Regions from separate parts of the Homo sapiens genome. Here regions 1, 3, 4, 5, 6 and 7 are each linked to region 2. Evidence: chromatin contacts called from ENCODE Hi-C or POLR2A ChIA-PET data. All regions are on one chromosome and are shown on one strand. Each heading gives the region's core, a stretch centred on a gene start or an enhancer-like site at or near the end of the contact. The rest is flanking DNA. Distances are from core to core; before and after follow the strand shown.

What was found. A loop is a pair of places that touch in the nucleus more often than their neighbours do. ChIA-PET counts read pairs that join two places held with the same protein, here RNA polymerase II (POLR2A). Pooled maps may share reads with other maps.
Region 1: a loop to region 2 is called in a map of ascending aorta, with 9 times the contacts of the local background. The contact joins the enhancer-like site here to the promoter of EPHA4 in region 2. A Hi-C loop is called at or near these places in 3 of 168 maps with a recorded cell type or tissue (IMR-90, PC-3 and ascending aorta) and 5 of 50 pooled maps. POLR2A ChIA-PET finds 5 or more read pairs at or near these places in 1 of 52 experiments (MCF 10A).
Region 3: a loop to region 2 is called in a map of CD4-positive, alpha-beta memory T cell, with 10 times the contacts of the local background. The contact joins the promoter of STK11IP here to the promoter of EPHA4 in region 2. A Hi-C loop is called at or near these places in 1 of 168 maps with a recorded cell type or tissue (CD4-positive, alpha-beta memory T cell) and 9 of 50 pooled maps. POLR2A ChIA-PET finds 5 or more read pairs at or near these places in 1 of 52 experiments (Panc1).
Region 4: a pooled map shows a loop between it and region 2 (4-fold over the local background). The contact joins the enhancer-like site here to the promoter of EPHA4 in region 2. A Hi-C loop is called at or near these places in 3 of 50 pooled maps.
Region 5: a loop to region 2 is called in a pooled map, with 1.9 times the contacts of the local background. The contact joins the promoter of LINC01803 here to the promoter of EPHA4 in region 2. A Hi-C loop is called at or near these places in 2 of 168 maps with a recorded cell type or tissue (heart right ventricle and prostate gland) and 6 of 50 pooled maps.
Region 6: a loop to region 2 is called in a map of naive thymus-derived CD4-positive, alpha-beta T cell, with 22 times the contacts of the local background. The contact joins the enhancer-like site here to the promoter of EPHA4 in region 2. A Hi-C loop is called at or near these places in 3 of 168 maps with a recorded cell type or tissue (CD8-positive, alpha-beta T cell, IMR-90 and naive thymus-derived CD4-positive, alpha-beta T cell) and 12 of 50 pooled maps.
Region 7: a loop to region 2 is called in a map of MCF 10A, with 26 times the contacts of the local background. The contact joins the enhancer-like site here to the promoter of EPHA4 in region 2. A Hi-C loop is called at or near these places in 1 of 168 maps with a recorded cell type or tissue (MCF 10A) and 2 of 50 pooled maps. POLR2A ChIA-PET finds 5 or more read pairs at or near these places in 1 of 52 experiments (AG04450).

What each region holds. Positions count from the first base shown.
Region 1 is chr2:220,276,137-220,279,227 of GRCh38, forward strand. The region is part of intron 2 of LOC105373893 (a long non-coding RNA gene); the gene reads left to right. Among named protein-coding and RNA genes, the nearest start is that of MIR4268, 370 kb to the left of the region's middle. Within about 2 kb of position 1,400, at least 10 of the 41 ENCODE cell types and tissues checked have a DNase peak (open chromatin) inside an H3K27ac peak, as active enhancers do; they include IMR-90, PC-3 and ascending aorta, where a contact is called at or near this core.
Region 2 is chr2:221,570,752-221,573,622 of GRCh38, forward strand. It overlaps EPHA4 (EPH receptor A4), which reads right to left and starts at 1,553. Exons shown (of 18, transcript NM_004438.5): 1 at 1,407-1,553. The coding sequence starts at 1,497. RefSeq lists silencers at 1,509-1,928, 2,529-2,808, 2,859-2,871.
Region 3 is chr2:219,596,551-219,599,468 of GRCh38, forward strand. STK11IP (serine/threonine kinase 11 interacting protein) reads left to right here and starts at 1,307. Exons shown (of 25, transcript NM_052902.4): 1 at 1,307-1,373; 2 at 1,544-1,630. The coding sequence starts at 1,570. RefSeq lists enhancers at 1,259-1,478, 1,689-1,748.
Region 4 is chr2:219,767,874-219,770,778 of GRCh38, forward strand. No RefSeq gene overlaps it. Among named protein-coding and RNA genes, the nearest start is that of LINC02832, 39 kb to the left of the region's middle. Within about 2 kb of position 1,583, at least 8 of the 41 ENCODE cell types and tissues checked have a DNase peak (open chromatin) inside an H3K27ac peak, as active enhancers do.
Region 5 is chr2:219,903,488-219,906,356 of GRCh38, forward strand. LINC01803 (long intergenic non-protein coding RNA 1803) reads right to left here and starts at 1,402. Exons shown (of 3, transcript NR_146975.1): 1 at 1,028-1,402; 2 at 758-892; 3 at 564-666. LOC105373890 (a long non-coding RNA gene) reads left to right here and starts at 1,524. Exons shown (of 3, transcript XR_923927.3): 1 at 1,524-1,619.
Region 6 is chr2:219,641,708-219,644,659 of GRCh38, forward strand. It overlaps SLC4A3 (solute carrier family 4 member 3), which reads left to right. Exons shown (of 23, transcript NM_005070.4): 23 at 1-264. The coding sequence ends at 21. Among named protein-coding and RNA genes, the nearest start is that of SLC4A3, 16 kb to the left of the region's middle. RefSeq lists enhancers at 1,091-1,140, 1,799-2,570. Within about 2 kb of position 1,549, at least 7 of the 41 ENCODE cell types and tissues checked have a DNase peak (open chromatin) inside an H3K27ac peak, as active enhancers do.
Region 7 is chr2:219,967,080-219,970,290 of GRCh38, forward strand. All of the region lies in intron 1 of LOC105373891 (a long non-coding RNA gene), which reads left to right. Among named protein-coding and RNA genes, the nearest start is that of MIR4268, 62 kb to the left of the region's middle. RefSeq lists an enhancer at 1,304-2,503. Within about 2 kb of position 1,697, at least 5 of the 41 ENCODE cell types and tissues checked have a DNase peak (open chromatin) inside an H3K27ac peak, as active enhancers do.

The DNA of each region.
Region 1 (3,091 bases), core at 150-2,649, 1.3 Mb before region 2:
GGGATCCAGACCCAAACCATATCACCGTATTAGACCCACTCTGCATTCTGCAGCTCTTTATCCTTTCATACTAAAGTCTCAGGATGACCAAAACATTTCTTCTTGGTTCTCACTCAGATGGGCTTCTTCCCAACTTAAAATATAAACTACTCTTCAGGAAGCACTGTGGCTTACTAAATAAACAGTGAGTGATCCTCAGTGCTCATCACAGTGCTGGGCACTTGGTCAATGCTCAAAAACATGCTGAATAAATGAATGCAAAAAAGTCTTTCCTCCTCCCACACCTGCCCGCCAGAGAACAACCCCCCTTTGACTATAATTTTCCTTTACCTACCCAAATCTTATAAAATGGCCCCACCCATATCTCCCTTCGCTGACTCTCTATTCGGACTCAGCCCGCCTGCACCCAGGTGAAATAAACAGCCTTGTTGCACACACACACACACACACACACAAAGAATTCATTGCTCTTAGCTTTTGCACTGTTTCCTTTTGTAGACCTTCCTACATAAGTATTTGTGTATATGTCTGTATTTCCTGAATGAATAACTCCAAGTTTCTTGAGGATAGGGGCCTGTCCCTTATTAATTTCTCTAAGTCCAACACATTGTACAGTGCCAAGCGCAGAGTGGAGGTACTCAGTATAAGTCTGTTGAAATTCAGTGAAATGAAGGCAGAGTGATCTGATACTTTGGCTGGCTTTCAGAAAAATCATCTAGCATAGGAATAGAAAAACTAGAAATGAAGGGAGCCAGGGCTACACTCCCCAAGAGTGATAAATTGAGAAATAAGTTTTAAGCCTGGGAGTGCATTTTGAAGCAAATTGGCAAGAGATATGGGCCATAAGCACATTTCTCAAGGTCTGTGTCATTCCTTGGTGGAATTTTCGGAGGCAGACCTAGCCTGGAATGGTCTTCTCCTTTCCTGACCTCCTGTGTCTCCCATTAACTTCTTTAGTTTGTTATTGGTTTATTGTCCTGTGCTATTAACTGTATCCTCAATGTTTATGTTTTATCTTTACAGCTTGATTGAGAGCTATTTAAGGGTGATTCCTTCTTGGGCTTTCTTATGTCTCCCTTTTATCAGGTTCTGGGAGCCTCTTCCCCTCTTTCCAACATCTCTCTCTCTTTACAGCAGGCCTTGGGAAACTCCCTGTCCTCCAAAAGCCTCTTTCCCACCATTCTGCTTGAGGTTTCTGGCTCCAGTCTTGTAACTCTCTGATTTCTTTCTGCCTTTTCTGCTTTTGCAGAGAAATTTTGGTTCAATCCCTTGCTTCCTTCTGGTTTGCAGCTTTGCCTTCAATGAAATCCTTTGGATTCCTTGTGCTTAAAACTCTGGTTGCAGGCCAGTCATTCCTCTCTCTCATTTCTCCATCCAGTCTGACTCTAGGCTTTTCCCCAGGTTCTTGGCCATGGGCCCTGGCTTGTCTTGGAGGAGAGTTTGCCCAAAGTGAAGCACTGAGTAAATATTTGATACCTGATGACACATGCTTTCCATGATTCTTTCTCCCATTAAAAGAGCTGTTGTTATTAGTTTTTTAATCCGAGGAATTTTATCTTTATCTTGAAAATATATATAAATGTTTATTAGGTTATTTAATTTCATCTAGATCTTAGGAAAGCATGGATTACTAAAATTCATATGTGGTGTAATATTTTGCCGCCTCCTTGTGAAGCATGACTTGGAAAAAGAAATACATAGTTAGTTGGCTGACCCTGGTTGCTATCTTGGGCAAATCATTTACCTCTCTGAACTTGGCTCTTTTCTGTAAAATGAAAACAGAAACGGAGGTCATAGATATGGCATAGAAGTTTGGTGAGGCCCAGTTGTGTTAACATTTGTGAAAGAATTTGTAAACATTAAAGTTTAAAGTTTATTTGTTATGCATATATAAACATTATTATTCTTATATGTGATTAAAACTGTAGCCAAGCACTCTAAAAGTTTTCCTCCTACCCAAGAGATATCAAAATGGAATGCTGTGTTTTATTACAACTGGCTAAAACAACTAAAGAACTTTGAATGTGAGTGACTCCCTTACATCAGTCCTTACTGAAAACTTTCTTTACCTACACACAATAGGACGTGTTGGAACACTCATGGACACTGCACAGCTCTATTGGCTCGTTCCACACTGTGCAGAGAGCAAGTTTGACATAACCACTATCAACTCATTTGTGAATACAGGTTGAATATCCCAAATGTAAAAATGAAAAACTAAAATGCTCAAAAATCCAAAATGTTTTGAGCACTAACATCATGCTCAAGGGATATGCTCATTGGAACATTTAGGATTTTAGATTTTTGGATTTAGGTTGCTCAATCAGCAAGTCTAATGCAAATATTCCAAAATCTAAAAGGATCCAAAATCTGAAACACTTCTGATTGCAAGCATTTTGGATATAGAATAGTCAACCTTAAAATTCCCAACTTTTACCTTTAACCTAGTTCAGTACATTTCTTCATTGGAATATATTCTCTTGCCTGGCAACCAAATAAACTTGTACATTCTTTTTTTAAAAATGTATTTATTGGCCAGGCTCAGTGGCTCATGCCTATAATCCCAGCACTTTGGGAGGCTGAGGTGGGCAGATCACTTGAGGTCAGGAGTTTGAGACCAGCCTGGCCAGCATGGTGAAAACCCGTCTCTACTAAAGAAACACAAAAAATTAGCTGGGCATGGTGATGCGTGCCTATAATCCCAGCTACTCGGGAGGCTGAGGCAGGAGAATTGCTTGAACTCAGGAGGCGGAGCTTGCGTGAGCTGAGATCGCGCCACTGCATTCCAGCCTGGGCAACAGAGCGAGACTCTGTCACAGACACACACACACAGACACACACACACACAGACACACACACAAAGTATTTATTATTGCTGGGAGCGGTGGCTCACGCCTGTAATCCCAGCACTTTGGGAGGCCGAGGTGGGTGGATCATGAGGTCAGGAGATTGAGACCATCCTGGCTAACACGGTGAAACCCCATCTCTACTAAAAATACAAAAAAAATAGCCAGGTGTGGTGGCGTGCGCCTGTAGTCCCAGCTACTCGGGAGGCTGAGGCAGGAGAATGGTGGGAACCCGGGAGGCAGAG
Region 2 (2,871 bases), core at 303-2,802:
ATGGATGGATGGGTGGATGGATGGATAGATGAATGGGTGGATGGATGGAGGGATGGATGGACGGACGGACGGACAGATATATGGATGGATGCATTATGGATGGATGCATGGACGGACGGACGGATGCACGGAGAGATGGATGGATGCATGGATGGATAGATAGACGGATGGACGGACGGATAGATAGATGGATGCCGGAAAGGAGAAGAATGAGAGACGGATGTGAGACTAGATGCACGCAGGCCAGAGCACCAGCATACGCTGGAACAGAGCACGAGCATACACTCGAACACACGCGCACACACTCAGGACATCTGCGCACAGACATACAATCCTCCGCGTCCGCTTCCACGCAGGCATTCGCGCACCTACATACACGCAGTTGCACGCGCGCGCACACACACAGGCACACACACGCAGACATGCACACACACGCAGACATGCACACACACCACACATGCAGACATGCACACACACGCAGACATGCACACACACACCACACATACACACACACACACACACAGTTCGCCTCTCCCTGGGTTTCTCAGAAACTAAATGATCACCGCCCCCCCGCCCCGCCCCACCTCCCGACACAGACACACAGGCACATACAATCCTCCCAGCACGTCCGAACGGATGCACAGAAAACTGAGCACCCAGACGGGTCCCGTCGACCCCGCACGTTAGCTCTAAACTGTGTGCAATTCTGGGGCGAAAAGCTAAAACTCGACTGCGTTCAACTTGCCGGCGGGTTCCCCAAGTCTGCGGGGCGAAGAGCTCGGGCCCCTCAGGCCCGCAATCGCACCCTCGGGGCGCTGGGCTTGGCGAGGAGAAAGGTGTCTGACTCCGGGTGCTAGAAATCAGGTCACTGGCGCCTGACGAGCGGCGCCACGACCGCTGCGCTGCGGAGCAGGCCCCGCAGCCCGGTCCCGAGAAGCGCAGGGCTCGGGAAACTTTGCAGAAACCAGAGCTCGAAAGGCTTTCGCTAGAATCCGGGAGCACCAAGCCTTCACTGTGCTCCAGGCTGCGTTTTCCCCTCGCCCCGGGCTGGCTCAGGAGAGGACGTGGTTCTTGTAATTTTTTTTTTAAATCCCGGCGTTGTCTCCCGTGCATCCCCTCAGGGCGCCTCGAGCGGGCCTCTCTGGCGGATGCTGATAAACTTTGGCCTTTGGTTACAAACTTGGACAGACCCGCCGCGTGCACGGGTCACCGCCTCGGGGCAGGCTGTCCGGCGGTTCCCCGCTGCCCCTTCGCCGATCCCCTCGCCTCAGCCCCCTTCTCCCGAATCGGGACGCACCATTCACACTGGGCTCCCCCCGCACCACCTGGCCCTGCGCTCCTGAGGACCCCTCACCCGCGATGGCCCCTCGCTGTCCCCGACCACAGAAAGGCCGTCCCGCTCTTACCTTCATTCGCGGGGTATACCCTGGAACCTGTGACAGCGTCGCAAATCCCGAAGAGACACGAAAATAGGGCGAAATAGAAAATCCCAGCCATGGTTCGCCGGTGCCAACGCTGCTCCTGCCGCTTCTATCCCAGTGGAATAAATGCTTAAGTTAGGAGAGCAGCGGGCTGAAGACATTGCCAAGGGGGCGGGCCCGGCCGGTGACGTGAGCCCGCCAGTCCGGGGCCCGCGGCCAATGGCGGCGCAGACAGGGCGGCCGAGCCCCGCCTTCACCGAGCAGGGCCCGCCCCAGGGTTCCGCCCCCTCCGGGCTCCACGGGGCGCGCGGTCTCCCGGGGCTCTAGGGGGCGAGCACGGCCGGTCCCCGCCCCCGCCTGCCGGAGGGAGCCAGCGGGATCCCCCACGTTACCTCGAAGGTCGAGCCCCTGGACGGCGGAGGGACTTTGGAAAAGCTCGGAATTGACCGAGGGGAGCCAGAGAAGAGGTTGGAAACCTTTTCTCCCACCACGGGCGGTTTAAGATGGAGGAAAACGCTCTTTTATTGAAATAAAAGAAGTCTAAGCTGACCTGCGGTTGCTTCTTTAGGAGAGTCGACGTGTCTGCGTCCAGCGCGCCCGGGCTGAGCTGCAGACTCGCGCCTGCCACCGCCACCCTCTGCCACCTTGCCCTGTTTTGTCTTTATGGCGCTTCCCCCTCTGAAATACTCTTTGCGGGGAGTTTTGTGGCTCTATCACTCGCTTCTTCCCTGGCTCCCCAGATGCCTGGAGAGCGGGGACCTACTTGGTCCCCAACGTCCAGTCCGCAGCAGGGCTCCGTCACTGTCTCCAGAGACTGAACGAATGACTTTCTAGCAGTAAGGAAGTCCCCGCTGGCCCCGTCCCCCTGCACACGCCGTGGACCTCGCCCAGGGCCCAGGACGCCCCGAGATGGCCTTGGGCAGGGAACCAGTTGTGGATTTCCCGGGGGCAGGGTTGGGGGCAGTCCCTGGAACCGGGCCTAGCCCGTCTGGGAGCGGTGGGGTAGAAGTGAAAGGCTTAAGTGTGGGTGCGGGGACTTGCAGCCGCACAGACAAGGCAGACCGGGACTGGGAAGCTGCCCGGAGCGGCTGCTGCGACTCTCCGCTCCGACCTAGCCGGGGCAGCCCTCCCTGCCCCGGGAGAAGACGGCGAGCAGGAGGACCCGCAGAGCCCCGCCCGGCTGCTCCGGCCCCGGGGGCACTGGCACCATCGGGCTGTGGTCTTTTCCCGATGCCCGAGCCGTGGACGCGGCCACCTAAGAGCGGTCCGGCGAAGGCAGCGCAGCCGGTGTCCCAGGGACCGGTCCCCAACGCCACTCGGTGCATTTCCCCAGGCGCTGGCAGGGGCACTGATTCCTAGCAATGAGGCCTCCCTTCCCCTTCCCAGGCCGCCCCTCCTCTGACTCCCTCCAGAGCAGGGCCGAGTTTTCCTGGGGAGCCTGGGTCCCGGC
Region 3 (2,918 bases), core at 57-2,556, 2.0 Mb before region 2:
ACGGCCAGCTCTTACATAGAAAGGTGGGGGGAAGTTTAGGTTTTATGGCTGGCTTTGGGGGAGAGGGCTTCTAGTTTCTGTGACTCATCTTGGGGAAGAGGAATTCTGGTTTCTATGGCTTGCCTTGGGGAAGAAAGAAGGCTGGGAGACAGGAGGGCAGGAAAAGGTCGGAGAGACTGTGCCTGAGGCCTTCCAGTCTCTTTTAGTTCAAAATAGTCAGCATACCAAAGCGCCGTATTTTGGGGTATTGTTTTTCTGAGCTCAACACTGCTGCTTCGGATGTATCTCCACTTACTTTATTTAACCTAAAAGGCTTTCAGCTCAGAGCACAAGTAGTATGCCATGAATGCGAAATTGTGTGGTTCAAATATTCAAAATATTTGAAATATTTGCCATTTCAAATATTTTGTCTTGAGAAAATAAAATCTTTCAAATCTGGCAACTTGGGATAAAGATGACTATGATCCTATCCCTCCTTTCAACTGGCTTAGGATTCATTTTGATTTTCCTCTGTAGAAATGGGGCGCTTCATGAAAGAAACTCTCTCTGAAAACCAGGAATTCTGTTAAAAGACCTTTTTGCTAATCTAGTTCAGTAGTTGACGTTAGCATTTGACGGGGAGCCTGGTGAAAGCTACCATGAGAATTCGGAAGCAAGAAACTGGCAGTCCTGGCGCTACTGGTTACTAATTGAACGACCTTCGCAAGTAACCTAGCCTCTGTGAACCTGTTCTCATTTTCAAACGCGGTTGAATAACTACTTTTCAACTAGGATGTTATGAAAGGTAATAGGGTAAAGACAAAGGACTAGGTTCGCGTGGAGCCCAGTACTGCTGAAGGAAAGATACACGAGTTTGGAGGGAGTCTAAGGAAAAGGAGGCAAAGGACCCCGGAGGTTATATCCTCGGTGGCCTCAGCTTTTACACGATCTAAGTCCATCCTACGGCGGATACGCTCTCCTTTCACTGGAAAATGACTGTTTGCGTTGAAAAAATTTTTATCTAACAAAGCTCCATTTCTCTAAACTTTGCTTCCCCGCCCAGTTTGCAAACGAGTCAGGGTTTCCTCACCGGCGCGGTAGGCTCGCCGAAAGCCAAGCGGGAGCCCCAGGCTGCGCAGGGCGGGGGAATAATGGGTGCCCAGCTCCGGGCCAGGAAGCCCAGGGAACCACTGCAGCCACCACCGCGGTCAGGAGACAGCCCCCGCACCGCCCCTTTTCGATTCGTTTGCATGATCTACGGCGCGGTTTCCGGCGGCAGAGACATGTTTTCCGGTCGTCCCTTGGCTCGATTTTCTTCCGGGGCGGGACTTCCTTTCCATCATTGATAGGCGCCGGGCAGCTGAGCTGGTAGGAGGACCAGACGGGGAGGTTCGGTATGTCTGACCAGGACTTATGTTCCTCGAAAGGGCGGCCAGGAGGATGCTCTTCCTCTCTTTTCTTTCTCGCCTTTTTCTCCGCATGACGCCTCGGTTTGCGCGGACGCCCTGGGCTTTTGGCACTACCGCCCACCTGAGGCTCTTCCGCTTCCTCTTTCCCCCCCCAGGCTCCGCCCCCCAGCGTCCCGTGGCCATGACGACCGCTCAGAGGGACTCCCTGTTGTGGAAGCTCGCGGGGTTGCTGCGGGAGTCCGGTGAGTGGACTTCCGGTTGGGCTGGGCCTCGGACCTCGGACGAGGTGGGGGTGGTGCTTTCTGGAGACACGCCCTGAGAGTCATGGAGTTACGACTGGTAGGGTCACCAGGTGTCAGAGTTCAATTTCTTTACTTTTCCCAGGTTTGTTCGCCCTTACAGTGTCCTTTGCCTGTGATAGCCTAAACTCTAGCCGTCCTTTGAGGCCAAAGGGCGGTATCCCTCCCTCCGTGCCTTCTCTGACACTGTCAGAAGGAAGTGATCATTACCTGACTAAAAGCCCCTCAGGACCAGGGACTGATCTCGGTCATAATCATTATTGTGTAGCAAGGTACTAAATACAGTAGATAGAAGCACGAGATTTGGAGTCGGACCCACTTGGGTTGGAATATCAACCCTCTTTCAAACTTGCCATACTGTTTCCTGAGGCTCAGTTTTCCTCACAGATTGGCATAGTGATTGTACTTAACATTTGTGGGGATTCGTTTTAATTCATGTATTTAGTACAATGCCTGCAAGTATAGTAACTGCTTACAGTTGGGAGCTATTGTTATTGTAATGATTTCCCTGATGCTTGGCACTGTGCCTGGGCATAATGGAGCCACAGTAGTTGTTGAATACTTGGTTGGCATTAGTTGTGGTAGAAAAAGCCTTGGCTTTGAGATCAGATAGGAGAAGTAACTTCCTACCAATTATATGATCTCCATCAAGATTTTTCACTTTTTTGAACCTCAATTTTCATATCTGTAAGATGGGGTTAATAGTGCTTCTCTTTGAGAGATTCTGAGAAGGTTTGAATGAGATACCAAAGTCATCTGGTACATACTACAGTTAATGTTAGCTGTCCTCCATCACTCCATGCTCCTATTGACGATATCTGTGGAAGCTCTCTTTATAGCAGTTTTCTTTTCTTTCTTTTCTTTTTTTTGAGACAGAGTCTTGCTGTGTCACCCAGGCTGGAGTGCAGTGGCGCAATCTCAGCTCACTGCAACCTCCACCTCCTGGGACGAAGTGATTCTCCTGCCTCAGCCTCCTGAGTAGCTGGGACTACAGGTGTGCACCACCATGACCGGCTAATTTTTGTATTTTTAGTAGAGACGGGGTTTCACCATGTTGGCCAGGTTGGTCTTGAACTCCTGACCTCAAGTGATTAACCTGCCTTGGCCTCCCAAAGTGCTAGGATTAAAGTCGTGAGCCACAGCACCTGGCCAGTAGCAGTTTCATTTCCTGGCTTGTATTGATAACTTTGCAAATGTCTTATATCCTTCTCTGGGAGGAGACAACTAGGAG
Region 4 (2,905 bases), core at 333-2,832, 1.8 Mb before region 2:
CTAGGCACTGTGCATAGCCAAGTTGACATGTAACAGGAACTATTAGAGTAGGTATCATTTTCTTTGTATAGGTGAGGAAAACAAGTCTCAGAGAAATAAATTCACTTGCAATGGTAGTTTGGATAATGGTTCCAAATATGGCCACGTTGTACTCCCCAGAACATGTAAATATTACCTTCTATGGCAAAAAGGATTCTGTAGATGTGGCTAAAGTAAGGATCTTGAGATAGGGGATGATCCCAGATTATATTGGTAAGCCCGATGTAGTCAAGTGGCCCTTCCAGGAAGGATGAAGGAGGGTCAGAGTCAGTGGAGGTGGTGTGATGGTGGAGGTAGAGACTGGAGCCATGGACTTTGAAGATGGAAGAGGGGGACACAGGCCAAGGAACACAGGTGGCCACTAGAAGCTGGAAAAGGGGAGGAAATGGATTCTCCCCAAGAGTGTTCAGAAGGAGCCAGCCCTGCCAACACCTTGCTTTCAGTGAGACTGATTTTGGACTTATTGCCTCCAGAGAGAGATAATAAGTAAGAGAATACATTTGAGTTGTATTAAGCCACTGAGTTTGCTGCAATTTGTTACAGCAGCCATAGTGAGCTAATACACTTGCCTAAGGCCATGTAGTTGGTAAATGGTAGAGGTGGGATTTGAAAGCAGGTGTGGCTGATTGGCTGACTCCGTGGCCTGAAACATGGAATGCTTTTATCATCACCAGTGCTGTTGACCTCTCTCAAACAGTAGTTCCTGAGCTCCTCTCTCCTCTCTCCTCCCATAATTCCTGTCTAGACTTTAGCCAAATGACCACAACTTTATGTATATTAACCTTATATAAAGAGGGTCAATTAGTGGTATAGGAGAGAGGGACTGGCAATAGGAGGCCAAAGGGTAATGAGGACATGATCCTCTACTTATTGGGATCCCACTGTGTAGCTGACACTGTATAAACGCTGTGTGTCATTCTCCCAGCCTCCCTGGAGGTCAGGTGCTACTGTCATCTCTACATCATAGTTGAGGAAACTGAGACCAAGAGAGGTTAAGTAACTTGCCCAAGGTCACACAGCTGTGTAGCAGAGCTGAGGCTTAAAACTAGATCAGCTTGAGCCGACACTTTCTGATCCTCTCCTCCTGGAGAGTCCTTATCATAGTGCAGCAGGAGGAGCAGCAGCAGGAGAGAAAAATGTTGGCAAAAAACTAGAGCGAGCTGAAGACCCAGCCTCCCTGGGTTCTTGCTCCCCTTCCAGAAAGCTCCATCTCAGGTGCACAGGTTCCAGTCCAGGGCCGGGGATTCCTATAGTGTCTTCCGCACCCTTAAGTGGCCTTGTTACTCCGGTCATGGAGAAACCTATTTAGGTTTCCCTCCTCTCTGCCTTCTCGCCTTTCATTTCCCCTCTGGCTCCTTGGCTGCCCTTAGCATCTGCTGAGGTAGTGTTGGCTCCCTCCCTCCCTTCTCCTCCCCCTGCTTCTTTTTCATTTTCCATTATCATTGCTGCTCTTTTCCTTTTATTCTTCAATTTTGATCGCCTACGGGGGAGGACGGGGAGCTGAGGGTGAGTGCTGCTTTCTGCAGAGATCTGGCCTGACTTCTTTTGCCTGTCGAGAGTTAATGTGCAAGCTCCCGGAGGCAGGCAGGCCTCGGTCCATCACCCCAGGGAGCTGGACAGCCCGTGCACTGCAGATGATCCCTGGCAACCAGCGGGAACTGGAGCTGTGCTGTTGCGTCTTAGCTGAGCTTATGACATCGCAGAATAGGTTATCAACGACACTGGGCTAAAAATACCGTATTTATTTTTGAAATAACTTGTTTTGGCAGTTATAAATACTCTATGAAGTCAGCTTAGAATGTAGTCTAGCAGCTCTCAGACAACTGAATAATATTTCAGATGTGCACATTATTTTCTATGCAGAATTCAGCATGCAATTTCCAGCCAATTCTTTGCTATCCTGAGTAATGGAGGGCAGATTGGGTGCAGACCAAACCAGTGAATCATCAGCTTAGTGCAGGGTTACAGCCTAGGCTTCCAAACTGAGAATTTTACTTTGGAGTAGATGTTACTAGAAGAAACGTTCAAGAAAGTTTTCTTTGCTTGCTAGGGACCCCTTTACCTTTGGGTAGCAGAGAGCTGAAGCGAGTCATCATAACTCCTTCCCTTCTTCTCTTTCTCTTTCTGTCTTCCCTACCCCTCCCTCCTCTCTCCCTAGTTAAGGGCTATTAAAAAAAGCCACAATACCATTGTCACACTTAAAAAATTAATAATTCCTTAATATCAGGCTTCATCTAGTTTAAAAAACTATTTGAATCAGGATCCTATTAAGATCCACACAGTGCCATTGATTGATATATCTCTTAAGTCTCCTTTAACCCATACGTTCTCCTTCCATTTCTCTCTCCCTCTCTCTTTGAAATTAATTCGTTGAAAAGGTCTACATTTTTACTTGCTGCATAGTATTCCCCAGTGGGGATCTATCATTTCTCCCCCATTCTCCTATTGATGGGCATTTTAGGTTGTTCTTTTTTCTTTTCTTTTTTGAGACGATCTCACTTTGTTGCCCACGCTGGAGTTCAGTGGCACGATCGCAGCTCACTGCAGCCTCCATCTCCTGGGCCCTAGTGATCCTCCCACCTTAGCCTCTCAGGTAGCTGGAACTACAGGCCTGGGCCACCATGCCTGGCTAATTTTTGTTTTTGTTTTTTCTGGAGAGACACAGGTCTCACTGTGTTGCCCAGGCTGGTCTTGTACTCCTGGGCTCAAGCAATCCTTCCATTTCAGTCTCCCAAAGCGTTGGGGTTACAGGTGTGAGCCACTGCACCTGGCCTGGTTGTTTTCAAACTCTTACTGGCACCCATGTGCTACTGTGTGAGATCTTTGTGCACATGTGCCAACATTTCTCTAGGGTAGCTACAAAGAC
Region 5 (2,869 bases), core at 152-2,651, 1.7 Mb before region 2:
GTTTTACCTTTGCACCCTCTCTCTTCTGTCTAGAAGCTTGGATTGGGGTCGTGGGTCTTTCTGAACTTTAAGTGTTTCCAGAGACCCTATATAGTACAAGCGCTCCTCCTGCCTCCCTGCAAATGAGTACAAGCATCAAGCAGAAATGAAATCTCTTAAAACACTGCTGGTTTCCTTTTATACTTTAATTTTTTTCTTAAACTACACGAATGGCAGTATAAGCCGTGTGCAATTTCAAAAGGCAGTCACCTAGACGGTCTGGAGAAACAGCAAACTTTCATCTTGAGATCCGTGTGCCGATTTCACTGTAATAATCCCCCCACATCCTGCAACCTGCACTCTGGCTGTTCTGCACTTGCAGAGGATGGTGCAGAAGGACTTAAGTTGTTTCAAGAAAGATTTAAATTAGATCTGATAAGGAGCTTTATTACTGATGCTGTGGAATACTGGGAGGGGGTCTTTCTGTTGGGCTATTTTGGATTTTGGACTTTACTGAAAAACAAATAGGCCAGGGTCAAATTCACATCAGAGGAACACATGTAAAATGGAGACTTGAAGAGTTATTTAGCTAACGAATAAGAAATGGTTTTTAATAATTGGATAATTACCTTAATTCTCCACTTCATTTTGTATGATGCAATGTATTTTGAGTTCTGCAATGATGTTCTGGCGGAAGTGACAAGAATTGGAAAACTATTATCACAAACAGATGACAAAGTGCTGTACTGGAGATACCATAGGTCTAAATTCAGCTGACCTCAGGGATGGCTTCTAGAAGCAGAAAAGCCATGACTGCAGGGGCCACCTGGATAGGGGGATGTAGACCAGCCTCTGCCCTGGTTAGCAGGAAAGTAGCTGGGAAAGCCTCCTTCCCTCTCTTGGATCTTCCTCCCTAAAATGAGAGTCCAGTCATGTCCCAGAACATGGAGCAGAGCCGTGAGCATCACCTCTGCCAGATAACACAGCTCAGATCATTATTCACATGCATGTCATGTATGGCATGGCTCATGGGTGGAGGGAAACCAACCTTTTTATTCTGGCTATAGCCGATTGGACTGGGCAGATACGCTGAGGCCACAGAAAGGCCATGTCTGGGCTGGACATAAGGGATGTCAGAGGCCTCCGGGGTGCCTGGGGGAGAGTCTGCTTAATCCAGGTGCCCACTTGACTAGTAGAAATCAAATCAAATCAAATAAGTGTCTTCTCTTTCAAGTTAATGCTAAGAAATCTGGCAGGTCACTGAACTCGCTACCGCCCCAAAATGCCGAGTGATGCATCTGTCTCCATGAGGTTGCTGTATGTTTCAGAACTGGGATGCAAAGTTCAGCTTCCCGTGACACCCGATTTTCAGAAGTATCCTTGCAAGACATTGCCATAATTCCAGGTGATCTGAGTCCCTCTTTCTTGTCCGCTTGACTGGTTTGACTGACTTGACCAGTACAATTTCATCAAGCTCTAACAGTGTGAGATTCCAATTCTACTGTGATGTAATATGGTGCCTGGGAGGCAGGGTGGTGAAGGAGCTAAGTAAATGGGCTCTGGGATCACACCACCTGGGTCCATTTTGAGCTCTGCCTGTTAGGTCGGGGTAGGTTCAACCCCTGTAGCACAAACACCAGGTAAGAATGCCTTCACCAAGCAAGATGGGTGTTTATTTCATGATCACTTAACAGTGTGGGTGTAAGCAGTTCAGGACTGATATGGCAATCCTAAAATTTGAGGGATGCAGGCTCTTATCTTGTTGCTTCACCATCTTCAGGGTGTTTCTCTCACCCCTGTGCTTTAGGTGGCTTTCCACAACATCCATAATCCTGCCAGAAGAAGAGGGGAGAGATGAAGGGAAGGTACAGAGGGAAGCTACTCACATCACTGCAGCTAAAACCTATTGGCCAGAACTTAGTCACATGGCAACACCAACTGCAAAGGCATTTGGGAAGTGTAACCTGCATTAGTTTTGTATTGCTGTATGACAAATGAGCACAGACTCAGTGGCTTAAACGACACAACTTTATTATCTCTCAGTTTCTGGGGATCAGGAGTGCTCGTCCTTTGCTCAGGGTCTCATCAGGCTGCAATCAAAGTGTCATCCAAGACTGTGATCCCATCTGAGACTCAGGATGCTTGTCCAAAGTTACTGGTTATGGGCAGGATTTAGTTCCTTGCAATCGCAGGACTGAGGTCCCACTTCCTTGCTGGCTGTCAGTGAGTCCGTTCCCAGCTCCTAGAGGCTGGCTGCTAGTCTCTGCCATGTGGCCCTTTCCACAATAAGGCATTGCACCTTCAAGGCCAGCAAGAGCATTCCTCTGACTCTTTCTCTTTAGCAAAGGCCCAGTTTCTTTTAAGGGCTCACCTGATTAGGCCAGGCCCACCCAGAGTCATCTCCCTTTTGACTGACTCAGAGACAACTGATGTGGGACCTTAGCTCCATCTGTAAAATCCCTTTACTGCTATCATATAATACAGCCTAATCTAAAGGAGCAATCATTTCATCCTATTACCAGTCCTACTTGTACTCAAGAAAAGGGGGTTTAAAGGCTATATACACCAGGGGGTAGGAATCTTGGGGACCATTTAGAATTCTTCCTACTTCATAATCTTTATTTGGGTGGCTATATGCCCAGCCAATAGTAATCAATACAATTCTGATTTCTGTAGTTCTATGACTGGAGAAGAATGGGAAAACGATATTGGGGATAACTAGTCTCTGCTATAATAACTTATTATCCATGTTATCTTGTTATTTAATTTTTCTGTGCTTCAGCTTCTCCTATAAAACAGGGATGATGACAATACTTCATACAAACACAGAAATAAAATAAGGGAAAAAAATTCAAGAGTCATCAAAAAGTCTAGCCATATCTTAATGACT
Region 6 (2,952 bases), core at 299-2,798, 1.9 Mb before region 2:
GAGCTGCACATGCCAGTGTGACCCTTGAAGACAGTGCCCCTCAGAGACCCCAAGACCTTAGGGATTGACACCTGGGCCTCAGGCAGAGCCCAGCCCTGGGCTGGGGGGCTCCTCAGGACCCAGAGATGTGCCTGGAACCACTCCTGATGCCATGGCTAGAGTGGCCCCCCTGACTTCTGCCCGGGGTGTTGACCTCGCCTCACCTTTCACAGACCAGACCGGCACAGGCTTTGAGCTCATTATAACCACACTCCTTGTCTCGTGTCTGCCTCACTTTCTTGGTTTCATCTTTGGTTTCTCAGGTCATACTTATCCATTTGGAATTGGAAGAATTCTATTTTCAGGGTTATCAAAACCAGGGAGAGGTTTGAGTCAAGGAGAGTCCTTGGGAGAAAAAGAGAGAATCGAGACTACAGAAGGCCAGAGCTGGGCCTTATCATCATCCCCCAGGCCCCCTCAAGTGCAGCCGAGGAGCGGGCGGTAGGGGTGGGGGCACTCAAGCTCTGCTCAAGATCACATGCCCATGAATCCAACCCCTGCTTAGCAAGACGGAAGAACCGGGGAGGGGAGAGGGAGAAAGTTGCTCCATTGTAGCTACTGGAGAAATCAGAGGCTGTGGGGCCACAGAGGGAATGGAAAATGTCTCTCTTCTTTTCTTGATCTCTGGCCTTCCCAGGAGCAGAGATAGCAGCCCAATCCCTTAGACGCCAGGGTGATGCCGGATTTGGGGACCCTGGACCATTTTAGATTCTGCTGGCTTAGAGAGGCAGTTCTGGGATTCCTGAGGCCACTCCTTGTGCAACAGTCTCAGTTTTGCCAGAAATAACCTGGGGGACTTGAGGGGAGCGGGAGCCCATTGCGTCATAGTTGCTAGGCAACCCCCAGCCTGAAGGAGCGCATCGTCCCCCGTTGCCCTCCGGTGGCCGCTCTCGCATGCTGCAGGCTCTGTCCCGACTGAGGAATAGCAGCACTGCCACCTGGTGGATCCGCGGCGCTCAGAGAGCCCATTCAAGCGCATCCAGTTCCTCCCGCGGAGACCAAGCCCGGTCAGGCAAGTTCCGTGTTCTGCAGCTCTGGGCAGCTCAGAGCTTCTGAGGCTGGGGATCCCTCAGCTCCACGTTAGCGGTTTCCTCCGGAGCTGGTGCTGCTGCTTTCTTCTCTTTTTCCAATTTTGCTCCCCAATGTGCTGAACTCCTATGAACTCCAGTGGGGAAGGCACCAGGCTCAAGAGGTGGAAGAAGAGACCCAGACTGGCAAACGAGACATGGGGTTTTACTGGGGCTTACATACAGGGGAGAGAGTCCGCTGGTGGTGAGCGGGGGCAGGAGAAACCACAACCGGTTGCAAAAAGCAGTTTCTATAGCATTTCCACTTAGCACCTTCACCCTAACAACCTCCACCTGGGGATCTTCATTCAACCCAGACTTGGGCCTGGACCTTTCCCTTTATGTCCCGTGTTCCACAGCCTGGGGCCTCAGATGTTTCTCATAGACAAGGAAGGACTCTCCAGGTTGGCGACTCCTGGATTCCCTAGCTTGGAAGATACATTCAGGTGTGCCTGCCACACAGGGCCATTCTCAGGCTGTGCTTAAGTTCCTGCGGTCAGGTGCGGTTACCATACACTCCTAGGTGTTCAGGCCAACAGCTGGTGCCCCGAAACTGGTCAGGAGAGAAGGGACAGGCCACCGTGAGGCTGTTTGTTGTGTTCCTAAGGAAGAGAAGAGCCCTCCAGCTGCCCTGGATTATTGTCCGGGTGTAAGTATTTTATTCCAGTCCACCTTGGCTCCCTGGGTCTCTGGTGCCATGTGGCCTCTAACTACATTTAGCCTCTCCTTTGTATGTGTATGTGAGGACAAGATTCCTTTTCCTTTAGATTGGCCAAGGCTGGGTGGAATTTCAAAAGAACTTTGCCAAGGAACAAAGTCAAGGTCAAACGCAAAACCTAGAAGGGACATGTGCAGAGAAGATTCCAAACAGAGATGTCAGGGGCCTCTCAGACAAGTTTGGTTGAGAGGCTTTGCATATGAGAACCCTGGTTCCTTCCTAGAGTCCTGCTTCTCCTTGCGGGCCCGGATGCAGGAAAGGCTCCCCTGTTTGGTCTCGGGGATTCCTAGACCCCACAGGAAGGAACTGCACTTTTTCCAGCCCCTGCAAGGAAATGTCTGTGTGGGCCCAGAAGGTGGATTCCTCATTGGGCACAGTTGGTGTCAGTCATCTCGCGGCTTGGCAAATAGCCGGGAACTGTGGGTGTTCCTCCACGGCAAAATGAAAAGAGGGGCGGGGCCTTCTGACAAGGGGAATGAGTCCTGGTCCCGGTTGGTGGGTCAGGGTGGACTCCAGCAAAGCTAGGCCTTGAGGCCTCAGAGCAGTAGGCGAAAAAGCTTCAGTGACAGCCAGTGATAACCGCTTGTCACCCTGGCAGCCTTACTCATTTAAAGACGACCCATCTATGGCAAGGGAGGGCGGCCGTAGTTTAGGAAGGGCAGGAGGCGAGGGTTAGCTAACATTCTGAGCTCACCCAACACACCCAGCACACTCAGGGGGACCATGGAGGGTTGAGAAGACCCAGGACGCTGCAGCAACCAAAATGGCTGCCAGGGATGGAGACCCAGAGGGATAGGAGAGGAAAGAGAGACCCAGCTTGGCTGTGTGACACAGGGGATGAGCTCCATTGTAGCTACTGGAGAAATCAGAGGCTGTGGGGCCACAGAGGGAATGGAAAACGTCTCTCTTCTTTTCTTGATCTCTGGCCTTCCGAGGAGCAGAGATAGCAGCCCAATCCCTTAGACGCCAGGGTGATGCCGGATTTGGGGACCCTGGACCATTTTAGATTCTGCTGGCTTAGAGAGGCAGTTCTGGGATTCCCGAGGCCACTCCTTGTGCAACAGTCTCAGTTTTGCCAGAAATAACCTGGCGGACAAGATACACGGCAAACCCACAGAAAGGCAACCG
Region 7 (3,211 bases), core at 447-2,946, 1.6 Mb before region 2:
CTTCCTTTGAGGGCCTGACCTCCAGCTTGGGAGGAGCAGCTGGGCCCCAGCATCCCTGCGGGGAACTGAGCTAGGCCCTCTGGTTGGGTTAGTGAATGTGTTAGGCAGCCCCCAGTCCTCCGCTGCCTTTGTATACATCTCCACACATCTTGCTTTCCCATTACTTCCTTTAACATTTTTCCCCTTAGTGTCCTAGCAACTGTCATGTCTACAAATTAACCTGAGAAAAATGTTGAAAAGGCACCGCTCTTACAGCCTGTGCTCCAGCTCCCCTGCTTCCTCCCAGCCCTTCCTCTGCTTCCTCTGCCTTCTGGTACAGTCATTAGTTGCTCCTCCAATTCCCCACTTGGCTGGCTTAGCTGCCTCTCTGCATGCCCCATTCCCATCTTTCTGTGTGCTCTGGTCCTCTCTCTGTCCTCCACTAGACCATAAGCTTCTTGAGCAAAGGGGTTGTCCCTTTCCATTGTGTAGTCCTGGCACCTCCAGCACAGTTAGGGTGCACGTAGTAGGCATTCAGCAAACGCTTGCTGCATTAGGTTGTACATATGGTTCACATTTTCTAGGAACGTCTGTTTGTTCTGATTATCTGCCAGCCAAGTATACTCTTGGGTAGAAAAAGGGAAATGGACTAAAAGATGTGGTTCAAGGAGTAGTCAACAGCCTGCTCATAATTACTAGTGGCAATGGAATAAGCATAAACTTTCTTGCATAACTAATCAATATCTTAATATATCTCCATTAGCAAGGGTGTATCTTATGTTATTGTTATTAAATATCTACCTATTGTGTCAAAAAGGTTTCAGGGTAATTGTTATTGATGGTTAAAATCTTGTCGGCTGCTGACCGTAGATTTCTTTTTTTAATGGATGATGATTGGCTGAGATTTATTTTTCCTGTATTGCTATAAGCCAGATTCTCCATTAAGCTATAAAATATTATGATACACTTGAAGCAATGTAATGTGATCCAAACACACAGTTATAACTCATTTCATTATTAGTCTCATGTGCCAAGACATTAGCATAGCAGTTAACTAGTACTGGGATAAGAGTGGTGCTCAGGAATATTTTTTAACAATCCAATTGCATTAGTGCCAGCTATAGTTTAACCATCGGATGGTTATACTCACGTGCATAATGATAATTGAGCAATAGAATGCTGACATGAATTTTTGAGGCAGAATCTCTGTTTTTAGCTTTAAATACAAAAATCCAATCCAGAGAACAGTGTGATATCTACCAGCATTTGGTAGATTTCAGTTTGTTAGAAGAGGCTCGGGTTCCCTTTGTCCTCTGTGGTTGGTACCTGAGTTGTAGCTATTTAGAAATGGATTTCTGGAACAGTCTAAATCTTCTGTGCTGTTCTCATATTTCCCTGTACTATCCCAGAGGAATGAAACTACATCATCCGGCCTACCCTTTGTACCCAAATGTGGTTCAGAAATCCACTTTGTCTGAGCTGTTGTCCAGATTTTTGTTGTAGGCACTTAACACTTCTCCCATGGAAAGCTGCTGGGATAGAGTATATGAATGGCCCCAATCCTTCATCCTCGCCCTGGTTACATCCTTTACAATGTAACGTTGCAGTTCCTGCCACTAAAGAGGAGTGATGTCTCCCTGCCCTTTGACTTTGGGTTTGGCCATGTGACTTGCTTTGGGCTGTTAGATGTCACATGACTTATTCTTCACTTCCTGACTTTCCCTACTTGGTGTTCCACTTGTGCTAAATCGTGTGCATTCCTGGAATACATCACACACCTTGGCATCACATATTTCCTATTAATAGTTCTACAATATTCTCTCATGCATCCCCACATCCACCACACCCCGAGGGCACCACACTCTTTCAGGGCACTGCTGACTCATTCTTCAGTCAACACACAGTCAAGAATCATCTTCTCCCGAAAGCTCCTGCCCCCTCACCTCCCACACGCCCCAGGGTCCTTCAGGAGCACCTTCTGTTGCTGCACTTGTTGCCTTGTTTTTTAATTTCTGGCTTCTTTTCCTATGAGTTCCTGAAGGGCAGGGATATATTCTTCTCCATATTCCCAGGGCCCAACACAGTTCCTTGTGTGTAAGTGGTAAGCCAGCCGATTTCAGCCCTTTTTCCTTTGGTTGTAACCGGCTTCATTCCAAGATAAGATTGAGTCATGCTAAAAAAAAAAAAAAATTGAAAACACAGGATAACAATTAAGTAGATGAAAATTTAGGAGAGAAAGGAAATAAGGGGATAAAGAGATGATGAAATAAAAATTCAAGTTGGAGCCCCAACATGCCAGGAAATCCTGTATAATTGTTATATTTAGGCCTCTAATTAAGCTCTAAGCTTCTAAGTACCAAAGCAAAGGAGAAAAAACAGGAATGGTTATAATGTTCGGTTTAGATACTTCATGAAAGAAGATGTATGTAAGGCCAATAAGCACATTGAAAGATGCTCAACATGATTAGTCATGAAGGAAATGTAAGTTAAAATCATGAGTTACCACATTATACTCACTATATTGGTTTAAATGAAAAAGACTGACAATATCAAGTGCTATTAGAATATAACGCAACTGGGCTCTGACACAATGCCGGTAAGAGAATAAAAGTCTGGCAGTATTTTATGAAGTTAAACACATACCTATCTTGTGACCCAGCAATTCCACTAAGTAACTGAGAGACTCATTCATGACTTGTACGCAAAAGACTTGCACGTGAATGACAACAGCAGATTTATTCATAACAGCTAAGAACTGGAAACAACTTAGTTGTCCCAGGGTGAACAGACAGTTGAATTGTGGTATATTCATACAATGAAATAGTACTCAACAATGAAAATGAACAAGTTGCTGGTATATGCAACATGGATATATTTCACAGACATTATTTGAGAGACAGAAGCCAGAGAAATAAGATATATATATTATATAATTCATATGAAGTTCTAGAATAGGTAAATGTAATCTACAAGGAGAGAAATCAGATCAGTGGTCGCAGGGGATGGGTATAATATGTGAAAAATTTACTGTAAAGAGACATGAGACAATTTGCTGGTATGATGGCACTGTTGTAAGTCGGAGTCAGCCAACTTCTTCTGCAAAGGGTAAGATAGTAAACATATTAGGCTTTTCATATTATGGTCTGTGTTATAACTACTTAGCTCTACCATTATAGCCAAAAAGTGGCCATAGACATGTAAACGATGAACATAGCTGTGTCCCAATAAAATT